Regions from separate parts of the Homo sapiens genome. Here region 2 is linked to region 1. A link is a loop called in an ENCODE intact Hi-C map of the cell type or tissue named here. Cell type or tissue: dorsolateral prefrontal cortex. All regions are shown on one strand. Each heading gives the region's core, and the rest is flanking DNA. Links, peaks and the distances in the headings are about the cores only. Region 1 overlaps SMPD3 (sphingomyelin phosphodiesterase 3). Region 2 holds the start of LOC105371321 (a long non-coding RNA gene).

What was found. Hi-C counts contacts between places; a loop is a spot of excess contacts. Peaks named below come from ENCODE experiments on the same cell type or tissue, not always from the same donor. Only the 100,000 strongest peaks of a DNase experiment are listed, where the experiment ranks them.
Region 2: it touches region 1 in a loop (2.5-fold over the local background); 20 of 110 quality-filtered maps call a loop at or near these places.

What each region holds. Positions count from the first base shown.
Region 1 is chr16:68,359,424-68,371,128 of GRCh38, reverse strand. It overlaps SMPD3 (sphingomyelin phosphodiesterase 3), which reads left to right. Exons shown (of 9, transcript NM_018667.4): 3 at 1-270; 4 at 6,037-6,112; 5 at 6,223-6,378; 6 at 7,263-7,352; 7 at 7,570-7,633; 8 at 9,370-9,526; 9 at 9,822-11,705. The coding sequence ends at 9,923. It also overlaps a transcript of PRMT7 not described here. Among named protein-coding and RNA genes, the nearest start is that of PRMT7, 54 kb to the right of the region's middle. RefSeq lists enhancers at 1,254-1,443, 2,408-2,607, 3,034-3,586, 3,587-4,140, 6,937-7,748 and 1 more. In dorsolateral prefrontal cortex, for the core only: a CTCF peak has its summit at 3,910; a DNase peak (open chromatin) is centred at 3,937; H3K27ac peaks cover 4,863 bases.
Region 2 is chr16:68,515,904-68,527,610 of GRCh38, reverse strand. It overlaps LOC105371321 (a long non-coding RNA gene), which reads left to right and starts at 11,594. Exons shown (of 4, transcript XR_933693.3): 1 at 11,594-11,707. RefSeq lists enhancers at 6,497-6,546, 6,587-6,636, 6,657-6,736. In dorsolateral prefrontal cortex, for the core only: CTCF peaks have their summits at 6,633 and 6,834 (motif pointing left); a DNase peak (open chromatin) is centred at 6,780; H3K4me3 peaks cover 729 bases.

The DNA.
Region 1 (11,705 bases), core at 1-8,000:
TTCTTCCCCGCCAACCTGGACTTCCTGTGCCTGCAGGAGGTGTTTGACAAGCGAGCAGCCACCAAATTGAAAGAGCAGCTGCACGGCTACTTCGAGTACATCCTGTACGACGTCGGGGTCTACGGCTGCCAGGGCTGCTGCAGCTTCAAGTGTCTCAACAGCGGCCTCCTCTTTGCCAGCCGCTACCCCATCATGGACGTGGCCTATCACTGTTACCCCAACAAGTGTAACGACGATGCCCTGGCCTCTAAGGGAGCTCTGTTTCTCAAGGTAGGAGACCTCGGCCCAGCCTGAGGACCACGTGCCAGCTGGTCCTAGAGCCATGTAGGCAGGGGGGCTGCAGCGGGGAGTCCTCATCGTCATGGGGGCTGGAGTGGGAGGTTGGAGTGGGAGGCAGACGCGGTCTTTCCTGGAGCCAAACAGCAGGGCCCTGGCTCGGGGACAGGGTCAAGACCAATGCAGGGATGAGCACCGAGGCTCTGGGCTCAGACAGACCCATCTGGGTGATCTGGGCCCGTTCCTCAGATCTCTGAGCCACCATTTCCCCAACTGTAAAGTGGAGAGAGGGTGGGAGTGGAACAGAGCAGTAAGGCCTGGGAAGGGTTCCGAGCTGGCGCAAGAGTGGCGGTGGTAGCCGTGGAGATGGTGGCAGTGATAAAGTGAGGAAGAACAGGAGGTAGGGGCCCTGTCGGTTCATAACGAGGCAGAGAGACCAGCCCAGACCAAGCGCATCAGGCAAGCAGACGGGACCCTCAGGTCTCCAGGCCGTGACACCGCCTGGCTCACTGAGGCCACTAGCTTCCCTGGCCTGGACACCCCTCCCTCCTGGCTGTCGTGCAGCTGCCCTGCCAGGCTGTCTGCCCACCAGCCATGGTTTCGCTTCCATAGTCACTAATTAAAGTGAATCATAATTATTTCTGCTAATTTGGATTCGATTGGAGGAGTTTTTAGGCTGTGGTAATTTGGTCATTACACATTATCTTCTACTGCGCCTGAGATGCTCAGAGTGTCGACTTTTGTTCTCTATCCAAAAGCCGCTCATGGTGCTTCCACGGTTTTCTGAAGTGTCATTTGGCCAGTGGATGCAGCACAGGGCTTTCTGCCCTGAGAGGCAGCAGCTGTTTCAGATGTGGGTTCTGTCCCTTTAGGGTGAGACATGAAAAAGTGGTGGCTTTGCAGGGAGGGCTGCGGTTCAGAGGCCTGCCTAGGGCAGGTTTCCTCACTTCCCAGTTCGCCTTCAGAAGCAACCACACTCCGCCTGCCCAGGGAAACACTGGTGCGCAACCTGGCGCCTGCCATGAGTGGCAGAGCTTGTCTTCAAGCCCTATGGGAGCCAGGGCAGGCAGCAAGGGCCCTGGCCCCCACTTCTGGTTCGTCCATGGCTCTTGTGTGGCTCTGCCAGGCCCAGAGTTTGGGTCCTCTGCTCTTCATTCACAGCAAGGGATGCTGAAATTGAAGCAACTCCTGACAGATAGATCCAACCTTCCCATTTTGGCATATGGTCCGTTGGTGTTCTGTTCCCTGGATATATTTTTGTCTCGACAGCTAGAGTGACTTTCTGGGGAGGAAGGGGATGTGTTGCCAGGTCCAGGGTGGGAGGATGTGCCCCTTACTCCCACCCCTCACTCCCACCCTACTACAGGTGGCTCAGAGGCCGGGCCCTCCCCCGCCCCCTACCCCAGCCCACTTCTGCACAGATCAATCCACACATCCTGTCCCCACCTCCCTCCTCTGTGGGGCACCCTCACTGTTCCCACTGAGCTCAACAGTGTCTGCCTGGGACAGCCCCTCCTCCCAGGTTCTGTCCTGAAAGTTCTTTTCATCTTCCTCTACCTCCTGGGTCTCAAACTGTAACCTGATCTATGACATTCAAAAATTTTTTGTATTGACCAATTTTTTTTTTTTTTTTTTGAGACGGAGTTTCACTCTTGTTGTCCAGGCTGGAGTGCAGTGGCACGATCTCGGCTCACCACAACCTCTGCCTCCCGGGTTCAAGCAATTCTCCTGCCATGGCCTCCCAAGTAGCTGGGATTACAGACATGCACCACCACGCCTGGCTAATTTTTTATTTTTAGTAGAGACGGAGTTTCACCGTGTTGGTCAGGGTGATCTCAAACTCCCGACCTCAGGTGATCTGCCCACCTCGGCCTCCCAAAGTGCTGGAATTACAGGCGTGAGCCACCATACCCAGCCTTGACCAATATGTTAAAATCAAGATATTTCACAGAAAACCCGGTTTGCAGGTTCTCTCAGCAGCCCCAGGCCTGCCACATTCCGTACCCCACGCGGCTGCAGTGAGCTGGAGCCGTGGTTGGCTGCCCCGCAGTGGGGTTTCCCAGCAACCATCATGACACCTGCCTGGGAGTGAGACTCTGCAGCTTCCATTTCTGCCCTTTCTGAGGCCCCTCTGCTTTGTCCTGGCCCAGACCTCTCCCCCCAGCCCTACATCTGGCTGCCTCCAGGACACATCCCCATTCACTCGCAAACCAGACTCAGCCTCTGCCCCGGGCTGCTCCTCTTCTGTGTTCTGCCATCCTGAAGCCAGAAGGACCACCTTGGCTGCTCTGTCCTGTGCCCGACCCATCCATTCCAGGCCCCTAGCTCACTTTCCAGATGGCCCTGGGTGCACCCCACATCTCCAGCTCCCTTGGCCCAGGCCCCCTCCTCTGCATCAGCCCTGCTGTGGTTTCAGCCACCCTCCTCGTCTGAGGCCAGGTGTGACTCCTCTTATGCCCTCCACTGCCTCAGGAAGTCTGAACGTCACCTTGTACCACCTCCCGCCCCCCTGCCCCCGCCACCCTTAGCTCCAGCTCTGCCCCAGCCACAACCCCGATGAGGGGCTCCTGTACCCCTGGCCCCTGCTTGTCTTGGTCCCACACTGGGTGTGGCCACACCACCTCATGGAGCTCCCTCAGCGGCCAGCCACACAATCCTCTCTTCCCTTCATGGGCTCCTCTGCCCTCGTGCCCAGGGTCTTGTCTGTCCATCAGACAGAGCACCAGGACAGCAGAGCTGTGGTGTGCCCAGCACACGCGGATCCCAGCGCGGAGAAGTGAAGTACGTGGGGCTGCCTTGGGGACAGGCCCAGCCGGAGAGGGGCCGGGACGCTGGAGGGACTCGCTGCAGAAATCAGCGGTCCCCTCCTTCCCGGAAGGCCCTCATGGTTTCCCGTATGGGACTTCAGAGCCTTCAGGGAAATGTGGCTCTGTGAAGGAAGGGACTGGAATCCCTTTTTCCTCACCTACAATAGAGCCTTATTCTGGACACCTCTTCCGTTGACAGTCTTTGCCCGCCAGGACTCAAAGGCACAGCCTTTCGTGTGATTGCTTGTTTTTGCAAGAGAAACACAAGGCTCTGCGGCTCCCAAGGCCACGAGCCAGGAATCAATGAGGCCCAGCAAATAATCAAGTGGATCTTGGTGAGATCACACGGCAGATGAGGAGGGAGAAGCGGGGCGGGAGGGAGCAGGACCTCGTCACTCCTCCGGCCAGTGGGTTCTTGTCGTGCAGGGCCCAGTCTGAGGCCTCCCTGCGAGTGTCCAACCCTGTCCGGGACACAGCGCGGGGCAGGTGACACCAAGTGTTGGATGAGTGAGAGGCTGACGCCTTAAGACCAACAAACAGGCGGCCGGGGAGAAACCGCAAAGACACCAGCCCCTCAGAAAGCAGCGCAGAGCAGCGCACAGCAGCGCACGACAAACAGATCCGACTGGAAGCTGCCTCTTAGACCATGTGAGCCTGTGACCCCGGCCCACAACTCAACTTCTGGCCTCAGTGTGTTCAACGGTAAAAGCAGCATCACTTTATCATGTGCCTGAGCCGTTGTAAGGACCCAGAAAAGTAATGTCCATGCGTCGCCACCCCACCCCAGCACGAGCCCACTGGGCCTGAGATGATCCTCATGGAGGAGGAGCAGTTGTTGCCTGAAGACGGCGCCCCCGTGTGGTCTTTTATTTATTTTGAGACAGTCTCATTCTGTCGCCCAGGCCAGAGTGGTGCAATGGGGCGATCTTGGCTCACTGCAACCTCCGCCCCCCAGGTCCAAGGGATTCTCCTGCCTCAGCCTCCTGAATAGCTGGGGTTACAGGCATGCACACCCAGCTAATTTTTTTTTTTTTTTTTGAGACAGAGTCTCACTCTGTTGCCTAGGCTGGAGTGCAGTGGCATGATCTTGGCTCACTGTGACCTCCGCCTCCAAGGTTCAAGCGATTCTCCTGCCTCACCCTCCTGAATAGCTGGGATTACAGGCACATACCACCACGCCCGGCTAATTTTTGTATTTTTAGTAGAGACAGCGTTTCACCATGTTGGTCAGGCTGGTCTCAAACTCCTGACCTTGTGATCTGCCTGCCTCAACCTCCCAAAATGCTGGGATTACAGGTGTGAGCCACTGTGCCCAGCACACCCGGCTAATTTTTGTATTCTTAGTCGAGATGGGGTTTCATCATGTTGGCCAGGCTGGTCTCGAACTCCTGAACTCAGGTGATCCACTTGCCTCGGCCTCCCAAAGTACTGGGATTACAGGCGTGAGCCACCGTGCTCAGCCTCATGTGGCCTTTTGAGCATGGCGGCTTCATCAGTGTTTTGTTTTTGCAGCAGAACCATCAATGCTGCGTGATCTCACAGAGCCATTCGGGGGGCGGGGATGCTGTTAGGCTAAGGTTTGGGTCTGTCTGTGGGCAAGAAGTGAATGGTGAACCTGTGGGGCTGAACAGCCAGACGTTCGTACCCCCAGGTGCTGGGGAAGGAAGGCTGTGCATTAGGGCTGGGAAGGGGATGAAGAGCTGTAGAAAGCCAGGGGCACCTGCTGCTGAGGACGTCCAGATGGAGGAGATAATACCAGCCTGACCGACTGCAGCAGTGAAGGAAGGACGGAGCCTGCCGAGGCTGTTGGAGCAGATGGGCTGTGACGTTTGGGCTGCTGTGAGCTCCACAGATGTGGGGCACCCACCCTGCGGCCCTCTGCCCTCAGCCAACAACTGGGAGAGGCAGTGTGTCCTGCCCAGCCACCTCCCTGGAGTGCTTTTTGGGTCTGGGGTCTCCTCATCTTGGGAAACTCAGTCTGGAATGGATTTGCATGGCTTGGGGAGGGTACAGAGGCACAGGAGGGAAGGAATCCCAGGGGCAGGGGATGAGGAGCTGGTAAGCGGCCTCTCTGTGCAGGGCATCTCTGTGGCCATCCCTCACCTCTCCTGGGCTGAGCACTGACAAGGGCTCCATCTTGCCCCCACCTGGGGTAGGGCAGTTATGAATTGCCTGCAGGGTACAGTGGAGATGCTAATTTGTATTAAGCCAGCCTTTGGGATCCTGCCAGGGTCACCTGCTCCGTCTTGGGTAAAGGAGGTAAGCAGGAGGTCGGGGCAGAGGGGAGACCTGAAGAGGATGCTGCCACAGTGGGCTCAGGATGGAGCCAGGGGTGTGCAGGGGCCAGCCTAGGACACAGGTCAGGGAGCTCTCATCCAAGACGGGTGACAACGGGACCACGGCCTATAAAGCAGATGACTCACCATGCAGCCAGAAGGCGACGAGGCCAGGAGGGGCAGGGTCTGGGCCTCTTGCTGTGTGGGGTGGGCTCTGAGGCCACGCCATGGCACAGGGGCAACCCCCTGAGATTTCAGGGGGAGAAAGCACCAGGGTGTGACCAGGTCTAGGGTGTAACTGAGGGAGGGAGGAAAGAGCCACAGACAGGACTGGACAAGGAACTGAGAGCCGTGGCCACGCTGGTCACTGGGAGATGGCAGGGCCTGGGCCTCCGGGGAGCCTTGCTGCGGTTCGGCACTTCCCCCATGCTTTGCACAGATGGCCGCCAGCACTCCCCACGCCACAGGCCAATAGTTTCTTTCAGCACCCGCCTCTGGCCCAGATCCGTAAGTCCCTAGAAGCAGGACACATCCTGTCCCTACTCGGACCCCAGAATCCAGCCAGGAGCCAGGCTTGTGAGGGTCTGACCTCATGGGTGGGTGGGCACTGCCAGTGTCCTGTGCTCTCAGGGCCACAGTGACTGGCAGGTGGCAGCACTGACCCCCTCCTCCCCCAGGTGCAGGTGGGAAGCACACCTCAGGACCAAAGAATCGTCGGGTACATCGCCTGCACACACCTGCATGCCCCGCAAGGTAGGGTTGCCGCCCACCTGTGTTTTTTCTAGGCATGGGATCAGTGCCTGGGGCCTAGCTGGGGTCTGGGGCGAACTTCATCATCCAGTCTCTGTACTTCTGCCCTGCAGAGGACAGCGCCATCCGGTGTGGGCAGCTGGACCTGCTTCAGGACTGGCTGGCTGATTTCCGAAAATCTACCTCCTCGTCCAGCGCAGCCAACCCCGAGGAGCTGGTGGCATTTGACGTCGTCTGTGGAGATTTCAACTTTGATAACTGCTCCTCTGGTGAGGCCGGGCTCCTCCCCACTCAGGTCTCCAGCTCTGGGGAGGCTGTGGGCTCAGTCACAGCTAGACAGACTTCGTTAGGCAGCTCAAAGAATTCCTGCTCCTCGAGAGCATGTGGGCGGGGTATTTAGCAAGACTGATTTCTCTGCCCCCTAGAAATCCTAGAACAGGAAGAGCCCACGCTCTGCCTAGAAAGCTGGAGACAGAGATGCCCTAAAAACGAACCTCTGACAAGGAAGGCTGGGGGCCTCTGAAGCAGACAAAGGACGAGTCCACTAGTAACACCCATCAACGGGGCGCCGCGCTCTTGCTTCGAGCCAGCTGCCATTCTATCGCTGTTTCACTTAAGTGTCTTAACAACCCTGAGAGGGAAGCATTGCATGTCTCCACGTGGTGTGGTGGAGGAAGCTGAGACTCAGAGAGGCTGGAGAACCAGCCCAAGGTCACATAGCCAGGCAGTGATTGCACTGGGATCTGAACCCTGGGAATTGCACCTTAAACCATTAGGGTGAAAGACTACAAGCTCGTCATCAGTGAAACAGCAAACACTTGCTGTAAATAACTGATCTGTGGATCCGATGACCACATGGACCTTGTGGGGACCTTCCTTCCTCTGTCCGAGGACCGTGGTCACTGTCACTGTCCTCAGAGGGAATGCTGAAGATCAGGGCGTGTGCTGGGGGAGGTGTTCTCAAGGACACAGAAAAGCAGCGACAAATGAAGCACGGGGCACCTGAATGGGACTGAGATCCCACCCAGGGGCAGTGGCCTAAGGGATGGGGGCCTGGCAGCACATGGGGAGTAACTGATGGGAAGCAGGGGCACAGGCCGTGTGGGACAGCAAAGCCCCCTGGTGCCTCAGCGTTTCCTCCCTCCCCGCACAGACGACAAGCTGGAGCAGCAACACTCCCTGTTCACCCACTACAGGGACCCCTGCCGCCTGGGGCCTGGTGAGGAGAAGCCGTGGGCCATCGGTGAGCTGGGGCTGGGGGAGGAGGATGGGAGCTGGGCTCCCCACAGACTTCCCTCAAAGATCACCAGGACCTACCCCACAAGACCCCACTGCTGGGGAAGGGCCCCATTCAGCTGCCCCTGGCTAGCAGAAGCCCGTGTCCACCCACAGAGGCCACCCCCTAGAGGCTGCCTGGGCCCTGCCTGCAGCGACCACTGTCACCCCCTCGTCCCCCCCAGGTACTCTGCTGGACACGAACGGCCTGTACGATGAGGATGTGTGCACCCCCGACAACCTGCAGAAGTAAGCACTGCGCTCCCAGGCCAGGGACGAGGCACACCCTGACTAAGGTGGAGACAGGGACTGGGCAGGACCCACATGGGAGAGCTCAGCTCGGGCTCATGAGGGCTTTTATTTGGCAGAAACCTGTCCCTCATCTCACCTTTGAGAGCTTTTGAGAGCTGGGAGCTGGGCCAGGCAGGTAGACCTCACGCCCTCACGCCCAGGGGTACTGGCCTTGCTAAATCTCTAGGGGTATTTCCCAAACCTGTTTTCAGGAGCTAGCCCTGCCCCGAGCCCCTGCCTGCTGGGTACAGGAAAGGGCCTGGAATTTCCCCCGGGCCAGGCCACAGGTCGACCCCCATGAAAGAGCTGCTGGGTACGGCGCCTGCTGAAGGCAGCCTGGCAGCTTGCAGCACCAATCAGGCAAATACAGACACCAGCTGCAATAACACAGCCGACCATTTTCAAAGTAGAGACAGTTCCATCCCAGCCAAAATTCATTCTTGAGCCCAGTAAGATGTCCATAAAGAACACATCTGAGAGGCCAACAGCAGAACCAATTTATAATTCACAGCCCGAGACTGCAGTCACAGCGATGGTTCCTTGCAGCTAATTTGAGCCAATTAATTAGATTATAGACTAAATTTGAAACATCATCCTATGCTGAGAAAATTCTTTTTATGAGATGATGATTTAAAAATGACTACCAGTAGCTCTCAGATCATTGATGCTGGAATTAATTATCAAGGGCAAAGGACAGTGATGGATTCCATTTCTGAGCTGTAACAATGTCCTGAATGTCATTAGTGTATTTATCTTAAGGCTGATGAAAACCTTGTGGAAGCCCATGTTTGCAGGCCCTGCCTCGCCGGGTGCCCCTTTTGCATCCGTCCAGGCACTCACAGACCTGGCGGCCTTTGCAGGGTCTCTCACCACTGCACTTGCCATCCCAGGCCCTGGCCCCAGCCTGCCCTCTGCAATGGGGGCTCCCAGGAGGGGGTCCTAAGCCTCTGGCCCAGTGGTGCTGAGGCCCCAGGGGACAGGCTGGCAGGAAGCAGACGGGCATACTGCTTGTCTCAGGGCAACAGTGCCAGAAAGGGATTCCAGATGTCACATCCCCCTGCTCCAGCGCCCTGCCCTCCCTGTGGATCCCCTAGCACCATCATGGGTTTCCTCACTCAGAAGCGGGATGACAGCCTGTTCCCTGAAGCGTCTTGGGGCCCACAGCAACCATTCTTGTTTCAGAGGAGGAAACAGAGGCTTGGAGGCTTGGTAACATAAGCAGAGTCACACAGCCACGTAGGGACAGCCCCATTTGAGACTCCTCAGAGGTGCTCTCCTGGCTCCCTCAGCTCCTGTCAACCTGGGAACAGTCACAAGGGTCCCCGAGACTCATGGCAAAGACCAAGCTCCTCAAAACAGGCCCCTGTTGGCTCAGGGCAGAAGCCCATTCTGGGGAACGGGTGGGATCAGTTCTGTCCGAGTTCAGAAAGGGAAAGTGAGTGCTGGCCAGGCTGGGGCGGACAGAACACTTCGACGGGCTCCGGAGCCCAGATTCAGCCAGGAACCCACAGGCAACTCGGCCTACCCCCAGCTGAGGCCCTTTTTGGACCCGCAGGGGAGAGATCTTAAACCCAGCGCTTTGGTCCCACCCACCCGCTCCCACACTGGGAGGAGACCATGGCTCCACACACAGCCCCTGCCAGGCCCACAGGGGCGGGCATGGGGGCCCACCTGCCTCCTGCATGTGTGGACAGGGTCCTGGAGAGTGAGGAGGGCCGCAGGGAGTACCTGGCGTTTCCCACCAGCAAGAGCTCGGGCCAGAAGGGGCGGAAGGAGCTGCTGAAGGGCAACGGCCGGCGCATCGACTACATGCTGCATGCAGAGGAGGGGCTGTGCCCAGACTGGAAGGCCGTGAGTCAGGAGGGCCCAGCAGCCAGGGCCATGCAAAGAGAGAGCAGGGCCCGGGCCCTGCAGCTCTCGACAGCCGCTCCCTGAAACCCCACGCCCCAGGCCACTCTTACAATGATACCCATCACTCCCTCAGACCCTTAGGGCCCCAGGTCCTCCAGGCCCCATCCCTCTGACTGCAGGAAGGTCCCAGCCCACCCCAGCCCCGGGGCCTCACTTTGGGGATCCCCAGGCCGCTCCCTGCAAGATGCCCTTGGAATCTGACCAGGCTGTTTCTCCCCTCTCCCACTCACCCCAGGAGGTGGAAGAATTCAGTTTTATCACCCAGCTGTCCGGCCTGACGGACCACCTGCCAGTAGCCATGCGACTGATGGTGTCTTCGGGGGAGGAGGAGGCATAGACCGTCCGGAGCAGCGGGGCCTCTGCCAGCCCTTGCAGCTGCAGCCCATCCCTGGGCCATGTCCCCTCCATCGAGTGCCCGGTGCTTGGGGGAGGAGGGCAGGGACAGGGAGGGAGCCACAGTCAGTGCCCGGGAACCTGGAAGCTGCGCTGCTCTGCGCCTCTGGGCCTCACTGTGGACAGAGGAGTCAGGCCCGCCCCAGGAGCCTCCAGCTGCCTAACCAGTGCCATTCTTTCACAACACGATTTTCTACAAATCTACAGCACAACCGAGTTTGTAACCCGTGGGTTAGTATGAGGACCGGGTTCGTGTACTCTCTGTATCTCCTCTTAAGCTTCGTCCAGGGTTCTTTATTTTTGTCTGCTGCCAATGTCGTCTCGCATGCCTGCACCCTCGCATGCACGCTGCCCGCATGCCACGTGCCACGCTGTAGCCACAGACCCCTTGCTCGGGCCTCACCCAAGGCCAAACTCCAAACACAATCAGAACCAGCCAAAGAAGCACTTCCTGGGCACGGCCACCAGCTCTCCCGCCTCCAGTGTGGGCCGGCTCCTGCAGGGTCCGAGGGCTGCATCTCTACCAGCCAGCCCAGGGCTCTTCCCAGGGTCTCGCATTCAAGGGCAATTACATTTTAAAAAGAAAAACAGAAAAAGGTTAATCACAAAACCAACCCTCACTTCACAGGGTCTGTAAGTCACTCATAGAACTTTGCTCTTCCCGAGACAGGGTCCCTTCCCCAGCTCAGGCACAACAGAGTCTGGCAGGCTCTGGCACCCTGGGCCTCCTCCGGGAGCCTCCCATCTGGGCAGTGGAGCCATAAACGGGGATCCGAGAAGAGAGTATCCACTTTTTTTTTTACAGGAAGAAGGGACTCACAGCATAAACGGGGGTGGGGGGGATCCTGATTTTGAAAATAATCTATTTGTAGCTTCTCTTCTATCAAAACCAACACATCCTCTTCTTTCTGCCAATCCTCTCCCCCACGGGACACCTCTCTGGTTCGGGACCAATCCCTCCCTGGGGACGTGCCCCACCTGCGTGCCGGCTGAGCTCAGGAACCCCTGCCTGCCCCCCGGGTGGGGCTGCGGCTCTGGCCTCCCAGGCCCATCCTCAACAGCTACCCCAGCCAACACCAAGGCCACAAGGGGACCCCGGCCTAGGAGGCAGGAAGCCAAGGTGCAGAGAGCAGCCTGGCCCTCACCAGTGCGCAAGCTGGGGCAGCAAGGCTGACAGTTGCTGCATGCCCAGGGCAGGGTGTGGTACTGGCACCCAAGTTCAGCATGGCAGAGCTGGCCAACAGCTTGTGGTCCCCGATCTGCCTCCAGCCCCAAGATGCCTACAGCCCCCAGGCCCCTTCGGCAGCACTGCCTCTGCCCACCTGCCTTTAAGAGACTCCAGGGCTGCTCCTGTCATGCAGCGAAGGTTTTGTCTGTTTCAAAGTTCGAGACTCAACTTGAGGGACTGTTTTTGACAATCCCCGCTGACCTCCGCTCCTCGTGGCGCCCTGGCCCTACACCCAGCCTGGCCCAGGGCCGGCTTTGCCTGGTGAGGCTGGAGGGAGCACCAGGACCTGCTGTCTGCTGTCAGCCCCTCCTGGTGCTGGTGCCCTGATGCTGTGCCTTGTCACCCATTGAGCTGCAAGAGGGACCAAGAGGGGGCCACGCAGCCAGCCAGATGCCTGGCCCTGTGCTGGGGCAGACAACGCTGCAGAGCCCAGGGAGCCTGGCGCTAGGACGTGCGTCCTTGTGACACTGGCCTGTCTGAACTCACCTGGCCTGGGAA
Region 2 (11,707 bases), core at 2,167-10,166, 150 kb before region 1:
ACCCTGAGCTAGACACAGAGAAATGATTGGTGCATTTACAAACCTTGAGCTAGATACAGAGTGCAGATTGGTGCATTCACAATCCCTTGGCTAGACATAAAGATTCTCCCAGTCCCCACCAGGGTAACTAGATACAGAGTGCTGATTGGTGCATTCACAAACCCTGAGCTAGACACAGGGTGCTGATTGGTGTGTTTACAAACCTTAAGCTAGATACAGAGTGCTGGTTGGTGTATTTACAATCCCTTAGCTAGACATAAAGGTTCTCCAAGTCCCCCCAGATTAATTAGACACAGAGTGCCGATTGGTGCATTCACAAACCCTGAGCTAGACACAGGGTGCTGATTGGTGTGTTTACTAAACTGTGAGCTAGATACAGAGTGCTGATTGGTGTATTTACAATCCCTTAGCTAGACATAAAGATTCTGCAAGTCCCCACCAGACTCAGGAGCCCAGCTGGCTTCACCCAGTGGATCCCGCACCGGGGCTGCAGTTGGAGCTGCCTGCCAGTTCCGCGCCGTGGTCCCACGCTCCTCAGCCCTTGAACGGTGGATGGGACTGGGCGCCGTGGAGCCAGGAGCGGCGCTCGTCTTGGAGGCTCGGGCTGCGCAGGAGCCTGGGGCGGGGGGAGGTTCAGGCATGGCGGGCTGCAGGTCCCAAGCCTGCTCGGCGGGGAGGCAGCTAAGGTTGGGCGAGAAACCGAGCACAGCAGCTGCTGGCCCAGGTGCTAAGCCCCTCACTGCCCAGGGCTTGCGGGCTGGCCAGGCGATCCCAGTGCAGGGCCCGCGGAGCCCACACCCACCCGGAACTCGCGCTGGCCCGCAAGCGCTGTGCGCAGCCCCGGTTCCCGCCTGCGCCTCTCCCTCCACACCTCCCCGCAAGCTGAGGGAGCCAGCTCCGGCCTTGGCCAGCCCAGAAAGGGGCTCCCACAGTGCAGCGGTGGGCTGAAGGGCTCCTCAAGCGCGGCCAGAGTGGGTGCCAAGGCCGAGGAGGCGCTGAGAGCCAGCGAGGGTTGCGAGGGCTGCCAGCATGCTGTCACCTCTCACTACCCCAGCCAGCATCCCTTCTCTCATCTCTCAGTAACAGCACCCTCTTCCTTTAGGGGCAGTTCTTCTTCCTCCTCTATGAAGTTCTGGTGACGCGGTTAATCACAGACTCCATGTGACCCAAAGCAGGCCAATCAGATGCTTCCCTCTGATGTTTTATGTAGATGCTCTGTAGAAGGAAGCCTTTCCCCCTAGATTGTCAGCAGGGCTGTGAGGATTGGAAGCCAACACACAGAGAGGAGTCCAGAGTGCAGGTTGAGAAAGAGAGTGGGGAGGAAGAGATGAGGGATGGGAGAGGAGGAGATGGGAGAGGGGGATGGGAGGAGGGAAGGGAGAGGAGGCGGCAGAGAGAGAGAGAGTTCTTTTTGTGCCAGTCCCGAGTTAGCTGGCCCTGTGTGCAGCTCTAGCCCTGCTAGTTTCACAGTTTAATTATATGCACCAATAATTTCTTCCTGTTTTGTCCTATGCCAGTTTAAAATAGGTTCTCTGCCCGGGCGTGGTGGCTCACGTCTGTAATCCCAGCACTTTGGGAGGCCGAGGCGGGTGGATCACCTGAAGTCAGGAGTTAGAGACCAGCCTAGTCGACATGGTGAAACCCCGTCTCTACTAAAAATACAAAAAATTAGCCAGACGTGGTGGTGTGCGCCTGTAATCCCAGCTACTCAGGAGGCTGAGGCAGGGGAATCGCTTTGAGAGGCAGAGGCTGCAGTGAGCCGAGATCGTGCCACTGCACTCCAGCCTGGGCGACAGAGGGAGACTCTGTCTCAAATACAGATAAATAAAGTCAACAAATAAATAAAATGGGTTCTTTGACTGCTGCAACCAGAGTCCCGGATAATATTCCATGACACTAGCCACCCCCGAACTCAAAATATTCAAAACAGAATAAAGCTAGTACAGATTTTGTTACACTTTTGATTTTGAGTTAATGACAGACTCACAAGAAGTGCAAAAGTAGAACGAAGAGGTCCCGTGTACCCATCACCCAGTTTCCCTCGATACTGGCACCTTACATAATTCTAGTGCATTCTCAAAATCGGGAAATTGATATTGGCACAATATATTTATCTAAAGTCCTTACTTGGATTTTTACCTGCTTTGCATATATTTTTTATGTCTTTGTTTATAATTCTGTGGCACCTTGTCATATGTATATATTAATAGAACCATGGTAAATTTAAGATACAAAACTCCTATTACGACAGAGAAACTCCCTTTGGGCTATTCTCTTTTTTTTTTTTTTTTTGAGATGGGGTCTTGCCCTGTTGCCCAGGCTGGAGTGCAATGGCGTTTTCTCAGCTCACTGCAACCTCCGCCTCCCGCGTTCAAGCGATTCCCCTGCCTCAGCCTCCCAAATAGCTGGGACTATAGGTGCACGCCACCACGACCGGCTAATTTTTTGTATTTTAGTAGAGACGGGGTTTTACCATGTTGGCCAAAATGGTCTCGATCTCCTGACCTTGTGATCCGGCCACCTCGGCCTCCCAAAGTGCTGGGATTACAGGCGTGAGCCACTGCGCCCGGCCTGGGCTACTCTCTTATGGTGATACCCTTTCTAGCTCCTTCTCTAATCCATGACATCTTTATTCTCCATCTCTATACTTTTAAAATCTCTATTACTTTTAAATGTTATATAAATGAAATCATGCAGTATATGAGCATTTAAGATTGTATTTACTTTTTACTCAGAATAACACCCTTGAAGTCCATCCAAGTCATCATGCATATTAATAATTGATTCCCTTTTATTGCTGAAGACTATGCTATTGTATGGAAAACTTTACCACAGTTTGTCATTAGTTCAGTCTAATTAAAGTTTCTTATTCAGATATATGTTGGGGAGGGCAGATAACAAAAAAAAACCGGGCACTCAGTTCCCCAGACCCACACAGCTGTGAGCATCTGGCGCCTTGTCACAGACACCCTGTGGTGACGTCTGATAGGTCTGATCTTAGGTTACTGACACCTCCATAAGCCCCAGAAAATGACTTTCAGTTCAACAAAAGTTCACTGAGCACCTAGTAGCCCCAGCTGTCTGAGTTCCTCTGGTGTTCTGCCACCCTGGGTCATTCTGAAGGGCTCTACAAACCCTTTATTTTTTATATATTTTCATGTATATCGAAATGGGGTCTCGTTATGTTGCCCAGGCTGGTCTTGAACTCCTGGGCTCAAGTGATCCTCCTGCCTCTGCCTCCCAAAGTGCTGGGATTATAGGCATCAGCCACTGCACCCAACCTTCCACACACTCTTGATTCATCTCAACTGCGGTGACTCAGGCCAGAGCCAAGTGGTGTCACCTCAAGGCAATGTAGTCCCTGTGGGTAACAAGGGTCAGCAGTCAGGAGACCTCACACTGGGCTCCAGTTCAGCCACCTGACTTTCCCAGAGAGGCCCTGCTCAGGCCAGTCACTTGTCCCTTCGTCAATTGATGGATGGGCCCCAGGAGTACCCGAGCGAGAGGTGAAGCCAGCTGGACTTCCTGGGTCGAGTGGGGACTTGGAGAACTTTTCTGTCTTACAAGAGGATTGTAAAACGCACCAATCAGCACTCTGTAGCTAGCAAGGGGATTGTAAAATGCACCAATCAGCGCTCTGTAAAACACACCAATCAGCAGGATCCTAAAAGTAGCCAATCACAGGGAGGATTGAGAAAAGGGCACTCTGATAGGACAAAAACGGAACATGGGAGAAGACAAATAAGGGAATAAAAGCTGGCCACCCCCTTCAGCCAGCAGCGGTGGTCCCCTTCAACACCATGGAAGCTTTGTCATTTTGCTCTTAACAATAAACCTTGCTACTGCTCACTCTTTGAGTCCATGCCATCTTTAAGAGCTGTAACACTCACTGCGAAGGTCTGAGGCTCCATTCTTAAAGTCAGCGAGACCACGAACCCACCAGCGGGAACCAACTCCGGCCACCCTAGCATCCCATGTTTGCCCTCACCTGGTCTCTTTTATCACAGGCTTTCCTCATGGGCTTGAAGTCATGAATGTCCACCCAGGCAAGGCTTTCCCCAGATACCTCTGTGCCCCCGAGACGAGGATATTCAATGACCCTGGGATGTGGCTGGTTGTGGGGAGGGGACTGATCCCACGCAGCCATTCAAGACACAGATGGCATCTGAGGGTTTTTGCAGCCAAGCAGAGGACTGTGTTTAGAAACAAAAAAGTGGACAAGGCCGGGCATGGTGGCTCTTGTCTGTAATCCCAGCACTTTGAGAAGCCGAGGCAGGCAGATCGCTTGAGGCCAGGAGTTCGAGACAAGCCTGGCCAACATGGCAAAACCCCAACTCTACTAAAAATATTTTAAAAATAGCCTGGCCCGGTGGCTGTTCGAAATCATGCCACTGCACTCCAGGCCTGGGCAACAGAGCAAGACTCCATCTTAAAAAAAAAAAAAAGAAAGAAAGTGGACAAAATGAGCCAAGGACAGGATAGAGAAGGAGGGCAGAGAAAGAGTGAGGGACTAGAAATTAAACAAATTTGGGCCAGGTGCAGTGGCTCATGCCTGTAATCCCAGCACTTTGGGAGGCTGAGGCGGGCAGATTGCTTGAGCCCAGGAGTTTGAGACCAGCCTGGCCAACATGGCGAAACCCTATCTCTACTAAAACTACAAAAATTAACCGGGCCTCGTGGTATGCACCTGTAGTCCCAGTTACTTGGGAGGCTGAGGCACAAGAATCACTTGGACCCGGGAGGCAGAGGTTGCAGTGAGCCGAGATCGCACCAGTGCACTCCAGCCTGGGCCACAGAGTGAGAACTTGTCTCCAAAAAAAATAAAAAATAAAAAATTAAACAAGATTGTTCTCATGCTATATTTATTGAATTATGTTTGTATCTGAATTTATTTATTTATTTGAGACGGAGTCTTGCTCTGTCGCCAGGCTGGAGTGCAGTGGTGCAATCTGAGCTCACTGCCACCTCCGCCTCCCAGGTTCAATTGATTCCTCTGTCTCAGCCTCCCGAGTAGCTGGCATTACAGGTGCCCACCACCACACCTGGCTAATTTTTGTATTTTTAGTAGAGGTGGGGTTTCACCATGTCGGCCAGGTTGGTCTCAAACTCCTGAACTCAAGTGATCCACCCACCTTGGCCTCCCAAAGCGCTGGGATTACAGGCATGAGCCATGGCACTTGGCCTTGTATCTGAATTTTTAAATAAACTTGCAAATTAATTAACTTGCAAATATTATAGCCGAGATAGTTTTTGTTCATGGCTGATGTCCTCCAACATTACAACCAGATACATGGATCCAAGAACCTGGTCTAGATTGTCCTGAGGCTGGGCCTGCCAGGGGCCCAGTTACAGAGATATTTGACAGCCAAGCAGGTTCTGTCTGTAAGAGGAACTTACCCACTTATGTGCCCACGAACTGTGTGCTGAGTTAACTGAGCTAAGCTTATGACATAAAGGCTTTATTTATTTATTTATTTATTTATTTATTTATTTATTTTGAGATGAAGTTTCACTCTTTCACCCAGGTTGGAGTGCAGTGGCGCAATCTCGGCTCACTGCAACCTCTGCCTTCTGGTTTCAAGTGATTTTCCTGCCTCAGCCTCCCGAGTAGCTGGGATTACAGGTGCCCACCACCACGCCCAGCTAATTTTTGTATTTTTAGTAGAGATGGGGGTTTCACCATGTTGGCCAGGCTGATCTCAAACTCCTGACCTCATGATCCACCCGCCTCGGCCTCCCAAAGTGTAGGACCACAGAGGCTTTGCTTTATTATAAAGAGTAATGGTTTTTGAGAAGAGCTAAGACAGCTCCTTCATTGTATAGATGAAACTAAAGCCCAGAGAAAGACACTAGTTGGAGGAGGAAGAATGTGGTATAGGAAGGAAAAGATGCCTGTCATCTGCTGGAGGGATTCTTAAGTTACATTGTAGCATTATGTCTTCTTAAATTCACCAGGTAAAAGCTTATGCTTAAAACTATTTAAATTCAAAAGTGGTAATTTAAAAAATAGAATGCTGAGTGAAGTGGCTCGAACCTTTAATCCCAGCACTTTGGGAAGCTGAGTCCGGAGGATCACATGAAGTCAGGAGTTCGAGACCAGCCTGGGCAACAAAGCAAGAGCCTGTCTCTACAAAAAATACAAAAATTAGCTGGGCATGGTAGCATGAGCCTGTGGTCTCAGCTACAGGAGGAAGGCTAAGGTGAAAGGACGGCTTGAGCCCAGTAGTTCGAGGTTTGAGGCTGCAGTGAGCTATGATTGCACCACAGCACTCTAGCCTGGGCGACAGAGTGAGACCCTGTCTCAAAATAATAATAATAATAATAATGATGATGATGATAATAAAGTGAACACATTGCTTGACTGGGCTTTGCTCATTTGCTTTGCTTTCTTCCATTCTGTTCCACTTTCTCTTCGCTCTGTTTCCAGGTCTGCTGTTGTGTGATCTCCAAGTGACTTTCCCTCTCTGGGTTGCTATTTCATCTGTACAATGCAGGAGCTGTTTTGGCTGATCCAAAACACCATTTTAATTTTTCCTACCACAACTGCTAAGTCCAGTTCAACCAGTGAAGGTGTGACCTGAGCAGAGGTGAGAAAACACGAAGGTGAAAGTAAGCTGGGTCCTTCATCTCTGCCTGGACCTTGGCCTGGGCTCACGGCCTGCCTGGGGCTGATGGCCACAGACCCCCGCCCCCACCCCAGCGTCTGATACGCCGCGCCTGGGGCGATCTTGGTACCTCCCCGCCACCGCGTGGGGACAACACATTCGCAGCTCCGCGGTTACCAAGGCGACCCAGCTGGTGTATCCTCGGTAGCCCCCTAGCGGACACTTATGGAACCTGCAGTTCTTTCCTTTACCTCGGGCGGCGTATTTCACCTGCAGCCCTGTCCAGAGAGGGGGCGGCTCTCTTACCTGGCCTCTGTATTGCTTCTCTCTACCCTGAGCCTGGCCACCCGCCCCACCTCTCCAGACATTTCGGTTTCTCCTCCAGGGACCAGGCTTCTCTGGCTTTGTCACCCAGGCACAACAGCTCTAATTACCCATCCCTTCCAGCCAGGGTCCTGGGGACTTCAGAAGGGCTGTCACCCACGGCACTTCCAAAGTCCCTCTCGAGAGTGTAAAAGTCTGGCCGGGCGCGGTGGCTCACGCCTGTAATCCCAGCACTTTGGGAGGCCGAGGTGGGTGGATTATCCAGCCTGGCCACCATGGTGAAACCCCGTCTCTACTAAAAATACAAAAATTAGCCGGGCGTAGTGGTGGGCGCTGTAATACCAGTTATTTGGGAGGCTGAGGTGGGTGGATTATCCAGCCTGGCCAACATGATGAAACCCCGTCTCTACTAAAAATGCAAAAATTAGCCAGGCGTAGTGGTGGGCGCTGTAATACCAGTTACTTGGAAGGCTGAGGCAGGAGAATCGCTTGAACCTGGGAGGCGGAGGCTGCAGTGAGCCGAGATCATGCCACTGCACTCCAACCTGGGCGACAGAAAGACTCTGTCTCAAAACAAAAAAAAACAAAGAAGAGAGAGTGCAATTTATTATTATTTTTTTCTGAGACAGAGTCTCGCTCTGTCGCCCAGGCTGGAGTGCAGTGGCACTATCTTGGCTCACTGCAACTTCCGCCTCCCGGGTTCAAGTGATTCTCCTGCCTCAGCCTCCAGAGTAGCTGGGCTACAGGGGTGCACCACCAGGCCTGGCTAATTTTTGTATTTTTAGTAGAGCTGGAGTTTCACCATATTGGCCAGGCTGATCTTGAACTCCTGACCTCAAGTGATCCACCTGCCTCGGCCTCCCAAAGTGCTGGGATTACAGGCGTGAGCCACTGTGCCTGGCAATGAGTGTAAAAATCTTATGTGATGTGGAGTAAAATACCCTTCCCTCGGCCAACCCCCTGTCCACACCCCACCCCCAGCAACCCTTGACTCAGACTCTGGCTTTGGGATCCACTTTTCCTTACAGGCCTCGTGCATCTGTGTGATGGAATCCCATAGGCAGCACAGCCCGGCCGGAATCCAGGGAGCCACTAGTGCATGGGGTGGGGCAGCATCACCAGAACTGGGCATACAGCCTCTGTTGGGAGACAGGCAAGCATACAGACAAGCCAACCCAATACAGGACTGGAGGTGGGCAGTCACAAGGTTGGTGGCGCAGTGTGCTGGGAGCACCACATGGAAGGGGGAGGACCACAGCCTGAGCTGGGCAGAAAGGCTTCCTGGAGGAAGTGATGCTTGAGCCTTGAAGGATGAGTAGGCGCTGGCCTGGGGTAGAGATCTCAGTGATGGCTTGAGGGGTGGGGGAGGACTTCTCTTCAGAGTCTACCTTCCTGAGTGTCACTCCTCATCAGGGCCCCTCCTTGCCCTTTTCCTCTTCTCACCCTGTCCCCATTCCCTGGGCAACCTTCCCCAGCCCAGCAAATGTAACCAGCATCTCCTTGTTACACGTGATCCTTTTCTCCTCGTCACAGGCAGTCCCTGGATGTGCCCTGGACTTGCTTGCCTTCCTGGTGAGTTTATTCATCCTTCAAGACCCAGCTAGAAGGCTGAGCACAGTGGCTTATGCCTGTAATCCCAGCACTTTGGGAGGCTGAGGCGGGTGGATCACTTGAGGTCAGGAGTTTGAGACCAACCTGGCCAACATGGTGAAACCCCGTCTCTACCAAAAATACAAAAATTAGCCAGGTGTGGTGGCGGGTGCTCATAATCCCAGCTACTCGGGAGGCAGAGGCAGGAGAATTGCTTGAACCCAGGAGCCAAGGTTGCAGTGAGCAAGATTGCGCCATAGCACTCCAGCCTGGGCGACACAGCGAGGCTCCGTCTCAAAAAGAAAAAGACCCAGCTAGATGTTCACTCTTTCTGGCACCTTCCCAAAACCACCCTTTCAATCCTGTATTTATTCCACAAACTTCTACTGAACACCAGGTATTAGGCCCAGGATGTGGCCCTACATTGCAACTTTTTTTTTTTTTTTTTTGAGACAGGGCCTCACTCTGTCACTCAGGCTGTGGTGCAGTGGTGAAATCATAACTCACTGCAGCCTTGAATTCCTGGGCTCAACCAATCCTCCTGCCTCAGCCTCCCACGTAGCTAGGACAACAGGCGTGTCCCACTATGCCCGGTTAATTTTTGTATTTTTTATAGAGATGGGATCTTGCTTGTTGCCCAGGCTGGTCTTTAACTGGCCTCATGTCATCCTGTCACACTGGCCTCCCAAAGTGTTGGGATTACAGATATAAGACACCGCACCTGGCCCCTACATTGCAACTTTCTGTTCATCTGTCGGTCTTCCTAGCTGGCCAGGATTTCCTGTGAGCCGGGGGGAAGCTGAGTTGTATATTTTATTAATCCTCAGCCTTTAATATTCATGCCCTGAATGAATGGGTTAATGAATGAATTAATATAAGTACAGCTTCTTGCAAAAAACAAATAAGAAACACCTCAGTTCACAGGGCTGGCACTCTCTGATTTCCAGTTCTGTCCCCTGCCACTCTCTCAAAGGTATTTGGTCATATGTTATTAAATTAAAGTGAATTAAAATTTGCTTGAAATAACTACAGACTCCCCCGCTCTCCTGGGCCTGCAATGACCAGATTACATCTCCTCCAGGCACAGAAGTTTGACATTTCATTGCAAAGTCATTTTCTTCTCATTTCCTTATGTTGCTAAAATATTCTATTTCTCTTCACTTCCCCTTTGTGTCCCCATTACTCACGTTTAGTTAAATTTATCTGCTGCCATTTAATCATCTGAGATAAGCTTGCTGGTGTGGCTGTTCTTAGGGCACTGCCTCGCCTTCCCAGACCGTCTGTCTCCTCCCAGGCCACTCGGAGAATGGGATCCAGACCCCTCCCCCTGGGGACAGAGTGTCTGGGTTACCTTCAGACCCTGGGTTTCTCCCCAAGGCAACTGACTTCAGGGTCCTCCCTGCCCCCAACCCACCCACCGCCTTCCTCCCCAGCCTCCTCCTCTTCTGTTTTCTGGGGTATGGTTTTCATTCCGCCTCCTGACCTGGCACTTCTGTGGCCCCTTTGGTCACACTGAGCAAGTGGCCTCATAATTCTTCTCTCAGTGGGATCAATGAGTAAATCCTTAAAGGGACAAAATATCTAGCAGAGTAGCCAATGTGGGAATTGTTCAGTGCCTGCTTGGGACACTGCCAGACCCACCACATTCCCAGAGCTGGCTGGGGTACCCTTCTCCTCTCTGGCCTACCCATTCTCACAATGTAACCAGGGGAACATTATTCTCCCTGGAGGTAGTTGGTGGAGATCAGAAAGGCACATTTTGCTGGGCGCCGTGGCTCACGCCTGTAATCCCAGCACTTTGGGAGGCTGAGGCAGGCAGATCACATGAGGTCAGGTGTTCGAGACCAGCCTGGCCAACATGGTGAAACCCCATCTCTACTAAAAATACAAAAATTAGCCAGGCATTGTGGCCGGCGCCTGTAACCCCAGCTACCTAGGAGGCCGAGGCAGGAGAATTGCTTGAACCCAGAGGCAGAGGCTGCAGTGAGCCAAGATCGCGCCACTACACTCCAGCCTGGGCAACAGAGCAAGACTCTGTCTCAAAAAAAAAAAAAAAAAGCCTCCTGGGAAGAACAAAAAGACATTGGCAGAAAGAAACTGAAGGTTACTCCTGGGCCAAGGGGCAAAGAAGGGGTTGTCAGGGGACTTAGCCTAAATTTCAATGAGGGACAAAGGGAAAAGAAACTCCATAGGGTCAGTGTAAAGGACAAAGGGAGACAAATAGAAATTGTTTTATAGTTATATTTTATGAGTCACGTTTGTAGGACTATACATATATTATTTATATGTCATTTAATTTCTTTCTTTAAATAAATGTGCTTTATTTAATTAATTTATTTTTTGAGACAGGGCCTCACTCTGTTGCCCAGGCTGAGTGAAGTGGCACAATCACAGCTCACTGCAACCTCAACCTCCTAGGCTCAAGAGATCTTCCCACCTCAGCCTCCTGAGAAGCTGGGACTACAGGCGGGTGCCACTATGCCCAGCTAATTCGTTTTCTTTCTTTCTTTTTTTTAAGAGATAGGGGTGTCCCTGTGTCACCCAGGCTGGAGTGCAGTGGTGCAATCATAGCTCACTGTAGCCACAAACTCCTGGGCTCAAATGATCCTCCTGCCTTGGCCTCTTGAGTAGATGGGACTATGAGTGTGCAACACCACACCTGGCTAATTTTTTAAAAGGTTTTTTGTAGAGATGGGATCTCACTGTGTTGCCCAGGCTGGTCTTGAACAACTGGTCTCATGTGATCCTCTCACCTCTGCCTCTCAAAGCGTAGGGATTACAGGTGTGAGCCACTTTGCCTGGCCTAAAATGTACTTTATTCTTGTGTCAATTCAAAACGTATGCATCTTTCTAGAACAAGATCCTATCTCCGGTCTACATTCATCGATATTTTCTATGATCTACAATTGCATCTAGGTCAAACAATCTATTATCTTTATTATTTCCCAGTTTATGCTCTTAAACTCTTATTTCGTTTAATTTTCACAACAACCCTGAGAGAGAAGAGCTCTTGTTCTTTGTGTTCTATGTCTCAGGACCAGAAATTAAGAAAGGGGTCCAAGGAGTAAGGGACAAGAGCCAAGGTTGATTGGAAAAGTCAGGCCTGGCATTTGGGGATGTAGGCAGTGGTGGTGCCAACAGGTGGTGTCAAGGGGCTTTAGGAGCGGGTGTCAGCAGCTGCCATGGGC